2 separate regions of the Mus musculus genome follow, and region 2 is linked to region 1. The links are chromatin contacts, found by POLR2A ChIA-PET in ENCODE. All regions are on one chromosome and are shown on one strand. Each heading gives the region's core, a stretch centred on a gene start or an enhancer-like site at or near the end of the contact. The rest is flanking DNA. Distances are from core to core; before and after follow the strand shown.

Evidence for each region. ChIA-PET counts read pairs that join two places held with the same protein, here RNA polymerase II (POLR2A).
Region 2: POLR2A ChIA-PET joins it to region 1 with 14 read pairs in Patski. The contact joins the enhancer-like site here to the promoter of Frs3 in region 1. POLR2A ChIA-PET finds 5 or more read pairs at or near these places in 2 of 5 experiments (Patski and embryonic stem cell).

Annotation. Positions count from the first base shown.
Region 1 is chr17:47,693,454-47,696,852 of GRCm38, reverse strand. Frs3 (fibroblast growth factor receptor substrate 3) reads right to left here and starts at 1,646. Exons shown (of 7, transcript NM_144939.2): 1 at 1,581-1,646. Prickle4 (prickle planar cell polarity protein 4) reads left to right here and starts at 2,117. Exons shown (of 7, transcript NM_001290337.1): 1 at 2,117-2,342.
Region 2 is chr17:47,761,022-47,764,065 of GRCm38, reverse strand. It overlaps a transcript of Tfeb not described here. Among named protein-coding and RNA genes, the nearest start is that of Tfeb, 23 kb to the left of the region's middle. Within about 2 kb of position 1,356, at least 2 of the 3 ENCODE cell types and tissues checked have a DNase peak (open chromatin) inside an H3K27ac peak, as active enhancers do.

The sequences.
Region 1 (3,399 bases), core at 397-2,896:
ATGTCTGAATTCAAGGCCAGCCTGGTCCACAGAGCCCAGGCTACACAGAAAAACCCCGTCACAACTTGCCCTCCAAAAAACAAAACGTCCCCAAACATAACAAAACCTCAAACCCAAGCACATACCCTGACCGTTGCAGGGGATTTTAACCCTATAAAAAGCTTGCTTTCTCAGAAGAACAGTATCACTGTGCTAGCTCAGCAAGAGTGCCAGCTTAGGACTCTGGAAACCAGCATTTTAGATTGCTTTGCTGCTATGATACCTGGGGTAGGGGGCTCATCATTCTCCCTCCACCATCTCTACTCCTGCCCCTAGGGTTTGGTTTTGTTTTGTTTGTTTGTTTTTGAGGAAACATCTGTCAACTATGGGAGTTCTAGTTGAGGTAGTTTCTAGACGTAGATACAGGGCTGGAGAGATGGCTCTGCACTTAAGAGCACTGGCTGCTCTTCCAGAGGTCCTGAGTTCAATTCCCAGCAACCACATGGTGGCTCACAACCATCTGTAATGGGCATTCAATGCCGTCTTCTGGTGTGTCTGAAGACAGCGACAGTATACCCAAATACATGAAATAAATAAATAAATCTTAAAAAAAAAAGAAGTAGCTATAAAGCATTTCACATTTGAATGCTGGACAGACTTTCTGACCCTAGTGTCAGAAAGGTCCAACTATAATAAGAGGCAAAATTTCAGATTAGCTGAGACCTAGGTAGATGAATCCACAAAACAGGACTCTGAAGAAAACCCTTGAAATCCCACCTTCCTGTTCCAGGAAAACAGTACTTCCCAGGGTCCCCCGAGTCCTGCATCCTTCCACACCTCTTAGGTGTGGAAAAAGAAGCCCACTCTTGGTTTGGCTTATTCTTTGGAAGGAGGAAGCAGGCTGAAGGAAATGTGCGCAGGCTAAAGGTAGACACTGGAAAAAACATGGGGGTTTAAACTATCAACAGGGAGTTGGGAAGGGGTGTGAAGTCAAGAGCTACTGGATGCAAGATGGGAGAGGGATTGCATCTTTCCGACACCCCTCTTTTTCTTTGCGATATCAAACACATTATCAGATGACCCATCGAAAGGGGATTATACTGGGTGGGATGGGGAGGCTGTCTGAAGTAGGTAGGGTTGGGTACAGGCACTAGATGGAGGTATGAGATCTGAAAATGTATACGAAGCCTTGGGAGAAGATGGGCTGCAAAAAGCATGCAAAGGCTGAGGAATTTCAGGGTTGCAGAAGCCTTTGGGCCATTGAGCAGAGAACGATGTGACTGTGGGCGGTTCAGAGGGTTGGGAGCGTAAGTGAGGGGGTTCTGCGGGATCCCGAAGACCCGAAGGTGTAACTAGGGGGAGAAGAGGGTGGGGTCTGGGGAGCGAAAAGCAGAACTGGTAACCGGAGGTTTTCTAGATACCCAGACGGAACGCGGAGGTCGCGGCCGCGCTCCCAGCCTGGATCCCCGCCCCCCCAGCTCCCGGGTCCGCCGCTAGCCCGCCCGCTTGGAGCTTTCTAGGGTAGAAGCCGAGACTGCGGTGCGGCACGACCCGGCCTCGGTAGAGCCGCCTGGTCCCCGCCCCGACGCGCCCCGACTCACATCGCCCCGCGGCCCAGGCGGCGCCGGGCCCCGCTCCCGGGTCCCGCTGCAGCAGCCGCCGCCGCCCGCCCGCAGCTAAGGCCTCCCAGCCCCGCCCCGCCCCGCGCCCGCGGGGTCGGAGGTCGCTGGCTGCACCAACGAGACGCTGCGGGCGGACCGACCCGAGCCGGGGCAACCGGCACGCAGCCTAGAAGGTCCCTTTGGAGGACTTTGCTGCAGTCGGGGACAGAGAGCATGCGCAGACGCCAGAGGGCGCTCGGGGCCCGCGACTAGGACTCCTGAGGGGCGTGGCCTGTCTGGAGAAGGGGGCGCGGCGGGGCGGGACGGGGACAGAGGTAGGGGCAATCTCTCAAGCAGAAGAGAGTCACCATAGCAAAGCGGATCAGAGAAGACTGGTCAAGACTCGGAATCCAGGAGGGGAAGTGGCGAGGGATCTCTGGGGACAAAGGGGAGGGCAGTAAAGGCCCAGAGGGGGCGGGGCTTAAGCCGGGGGGCGGGCCGGGCCGGGAGAGTCCGGACAGTTCGCAGCTTGGCGTCCGTGCATCGCGTAGCCAAGTCCACCGGTGCCTGTGCCCTTCTTGCCCTGAGACCCACAAGCGCTTTCCTCGGTCTGAAGCACCCGCCTTGTCAGGGCCACTTGGGGGCGCGGCCGACGGCAGATCTCTCCTGTGCTGCGCTGGTGCTTAGCCACGCAGAGACCCTTTCGGATTCTTGATTCCCACTCCTAAACCAGCAGCTAGACAGGGACCCCAAGCGAACTCGGTAAGCACGTATTGAGCCTCCCTCCGCCTCGCAGATGGACCGGCCAAGTTCTAGGAAAATTTGGGGGCTATACCTAGAGGCCACTTGGTGAAAGCGCACACCCCCCCCCCACACTCCTTTTCCACTGGGTGTCAGGAACACTTTCCCATGTCTACTGCTCTCTAGTGCCTCTCAGGCTCATTCTTCCAAGGACCGGTGTTGTTTGGGGAAGGTCGACCCCTGGAACCTAGTTGCATCTGGGAGAGGGCGGTGGGAAGCCAGTGTTCGGCCTGCTCTTACCTGAGAGGAGAGAGGAAGGGAACTATGGAAGGAAACCAGAATGTTAGTAAGATGGGGTCTAATGGTAGCGGGAGGTGAATTAGGTTGTCCTTGGGTGGGGGACAGCAAGGGTGTTGGGTAGAGGTCTGTTTTCTGATAGTTATTTCTGTGTTGGACAGTTCCACGCAAACTAGAACTGATCCTGAAGAGGGTACAAGTCCTCTTCTAGGGCCCCAGAACCTATCCCCCCTACACACACACACACACACACACACACCCTGACTTGTTGCATGGAGCTGAACCGGTGCTAAGGGGTGTGGCTGTTCCTAGCCCTGAGTGTGGACAGTCCATTCTGGCCACCTTCCACAGGAAACCTGACCTGAGGGACAGAACGGGAAGGAAGCAGGTGGGTGGGAAGCGGGGGAATAGGGAAGGGTGGTACTGGGTATAGGAAGGGGGACTGAGGGAGCGCTTGGAGTTGGGTGGTACTCAGATGGTTATAAACCGAGCCTGCTGCCCATCCCCAAAGCTCAGTGATTTACTGGCCGTCCTCCTGAGCCCAGCTGCTGTCAGACTCCATCCTAGTTCTAGAATAATCTCAGACACTGAATAAACATACAAGTTTGCTGTGGCTATCCCCACCGGACACAACCCAGTCCTTCACCTAGAATTCCCGTCCAGGACCCCAGTTCTTCTCCCTGGCTACTCTGTTTCTTATTATTCACTGGTCCCAGCCTGCAGACCTCACTGAGGGCAGGGCTCATCTTTTCTCCACTTTAGCTAGTTCCACTCAAGGACG
Region 2 (3,044 bases), core at 107-2,606, 68 kb before region 1:
CACCTTTAAGGAATTCCCTGTCCCTTTGCTGAGGTACTGAAGGAAGATGCCGGGCCTCATGCCCAGGATGGGCAAGGCAGCTAGGAAGATGGGCCTGGGGACTGGGGCTCCTGGACTAGGTACAACTAAGGAGGTGAAAACAGGGACCCCACAGGGGACATGTCTGGGGACTCTCCCTTTGGCCTTCAGCTTGAGTGTAAGGCAGGGTGGGACCCTTCTTGCTGGGAGCCAGGTGGCTCATGGCAGGTTCCTTTGCTACAGAGGCCCCCTTCAGGCTAGAAACCTGAGGAGCTACAGAGACTCAAGCCAAACTCTCAGAATAGAAGCATCCAGAGGCAGGATGTCCTGTTTGCCAGTGGAACTAGGCCTGGGAAGGGGGCTCAGGCCCAGCCTATAGAGCTCGAGAGAGAGATTCTAAGCCCAGTCTTGGCCACAGCTCACCTCTGTACAACTTTCCCTTATTGGTAGGGTATATACAATACAGCTGGCATAGGGAAACTGAGGCAGAGCCTGCTTTCTAGCCTTGGAGGCTTGCTGCCCCCACCAACCATACCACCCTTGATTACTATTCCCTTTGCTTTACAGAGCACATGGGGGCTCTATGTCCTCACGTATCTGGTTCCCTTCAGATCCCAGACGAAGCTGTTTCTCGGGAAGAAGTTTGCCTTGCTTTTTCCAAGCTTGGCTGTGAAGAGCTGGGGGGTCCAGCCTGAACTCGGGGACCAGCAGTCAAGCAACTCCGCACCCCTGGCCCCACCACAGAAGTCTCTCCTAATCACCAGCGCCCCTGCCCCCTCACCAGAGCTTGAGGGCTCAGGCCCTTGTGGGAGCCAGTGCTGGTGTTGATAGTGCTGGTGCCAGGCCCATGACGCAGGCCTGAGGCCCAGGCACACAATGGGGCTGTGTGTACACCCAGCATCACCCTGGAGCAAAGCTAGGCAGGCCAGCATCTGGGCTCCGGCCAAGAATTCATTTCCCCGAAGAGAGCCTCCCACCCCTCCTGGGCAGCAGGCTGGAGAAAAGGCTACAGGGATAGGCAAGTACTCCCTAGCCTTGGTCCAGGGAGGAGAAGGCAAACAGGCCACTAGGAAGAGGGACTCCTGAATCTCCGCTAGTTGCCTGCTCTCTTGTGAGGGATTTTGCATGACAGAGACAGTGTATCCTGGGATTGTAGTCCCAGTGACGGAGAGGGCAGAGGGACAAGAGAGTGGCCTGGCCCCACATGTGGGACTTTTCTGCTCCCTCCACAGCCTGCCCAGTGTGGGCTTCACTTGCACAGGTTTTTTGAGGCACCCCGGACCTCTGGCCATATAGCCTGTACTGGGCATCCTCCCTGGGGGAATGAGTCACCAGCTGGCTGTAGCCAGCATGCCAAGCAGGCCGTGGGCAGGTTCAGCTGCCTGCTCCTCTCCCTGGCAGGTCTCAAGGCAGAAAATCACTCAGACGGTATCAGGTGTTGACCACAGTGTCCCAGACTGGACTTCGTCCGGCCACTTCCTCTGGGGCAGGGATCGCCAGTGCCTGCACTCTGGGCCTCCATGCCTCCTTTGGCTGCAGGCTGAAGCTCCACAGATAGGGGCATTAAACTGCAGGAAAAGGCAGCCATGTCCCCCAGGAACAAGCAGGGTTCGAGCAGGGAGTGAGAGTGAAGCTCCCGTGGGCATGGGGAAGGGAGGAAGCCAACGTGGTACCTCAGGCTTCGGCCCTTTGCTGAGATCACTTTCCGTTCTCCTGAGCTGGGAAGGCACCTGGTGACAGGAGCTTGCTGCCCTTGCTCCCTCTGAGGCTCCACAACAGATTACACAAATGTGCAGCCCACACTCCCCAAAGGTCACAAATAAAAGTCACAGTGACAACCTTTGCCCCTGAGACACAGATAGATGACAGGTCGCTCATTTTCCGAAGGGCAAAGGCCTCCATTTTCCTAGCCAAGCAAGAGTAGTCACGGGCATCCTGTCAGCCTCACACAGTAGAACATGCATAATCCATGTGTGTGTGAGTGGATGTGTGTGGATGGATGTGTGTGTATATAGGTATGTGTGTATATAGGTGTGTGTGTGTGTGTGTATGTGTGTATATGGATCTGTGTGTGTGTGTGTATAGGTGTGTGTGTGTGTGTGTGTTCAGATGTATAGAGGTGTATGTATGGATAGATGTGTATGTGTGCATTTGTGTGGATGTATGTGTACAGATGTGTGTGTGGATGTGTACATGTGTATATATGTGTATATAGGTGTGCATGTGTTTGTGTGTGAGTGTGTACATAGGTGCATATTTGTATGTGGATGTGTCTATGTGTGTGTGTTTGTGTGTAGAATTGTGTTTGTGTGTGTGTAGAACTGTGTATTTGTGTGTGTGTAGGGCTGTGTGTGTTTGTATGCAGATGTGTGTGTTTGTGTGTGTAGGGGTATGTGTGTTTGTGTATATAGGGGATATGTGTTTGTATGTAAGTGTGTGTGTGTATGTATGTATAGGTATATGGGTGTTTGTTTGTGTGTGGATGTGTGTATAGGTGTGTGTGTGCATGTGGATTTGCACAATGCCTGTCTTCACCATGACATGACTCCTGTGCCCTGAGGACAGAGCCTGAGGCCGTGGGGCCTGGTGGAGACCATCCCTTTACTCTAACAGATGAACAAACAGGCTGGCTGGGGAAGAGTCTCTGTTCAAGGTTACGATGGAGTCTAGAATCCAGGGCTGGGGTAGTGTGAGGCTAGCTCAACAGAGTAGGAGACAGGAACTCCGAAAGAGGGCAGAAAGAAGAGGAAGGTGAGACGAGAACTCGAGGTGCCAGTCCCAGTTTCCTGGGCTATCATGCCGAGGCCGAGGCCTTCCACACAGCTTGGTGGGGCGTACAAGGGGCTCTGCACTGCTGCAGGGGCCTCTCTGCCCAAGATCAGCCCACCCATGAGGCACCTCTAGGGTGACTGCTGCCTTCACGGCTCCTCAGGGTGGAAAAGCAGCCATACCAGGTTCAAAGCTCTACACCAGATCAACTCAGCTGTGCCCCACACTCTGAGGACACGCAGTACCAAAGAGTCAGT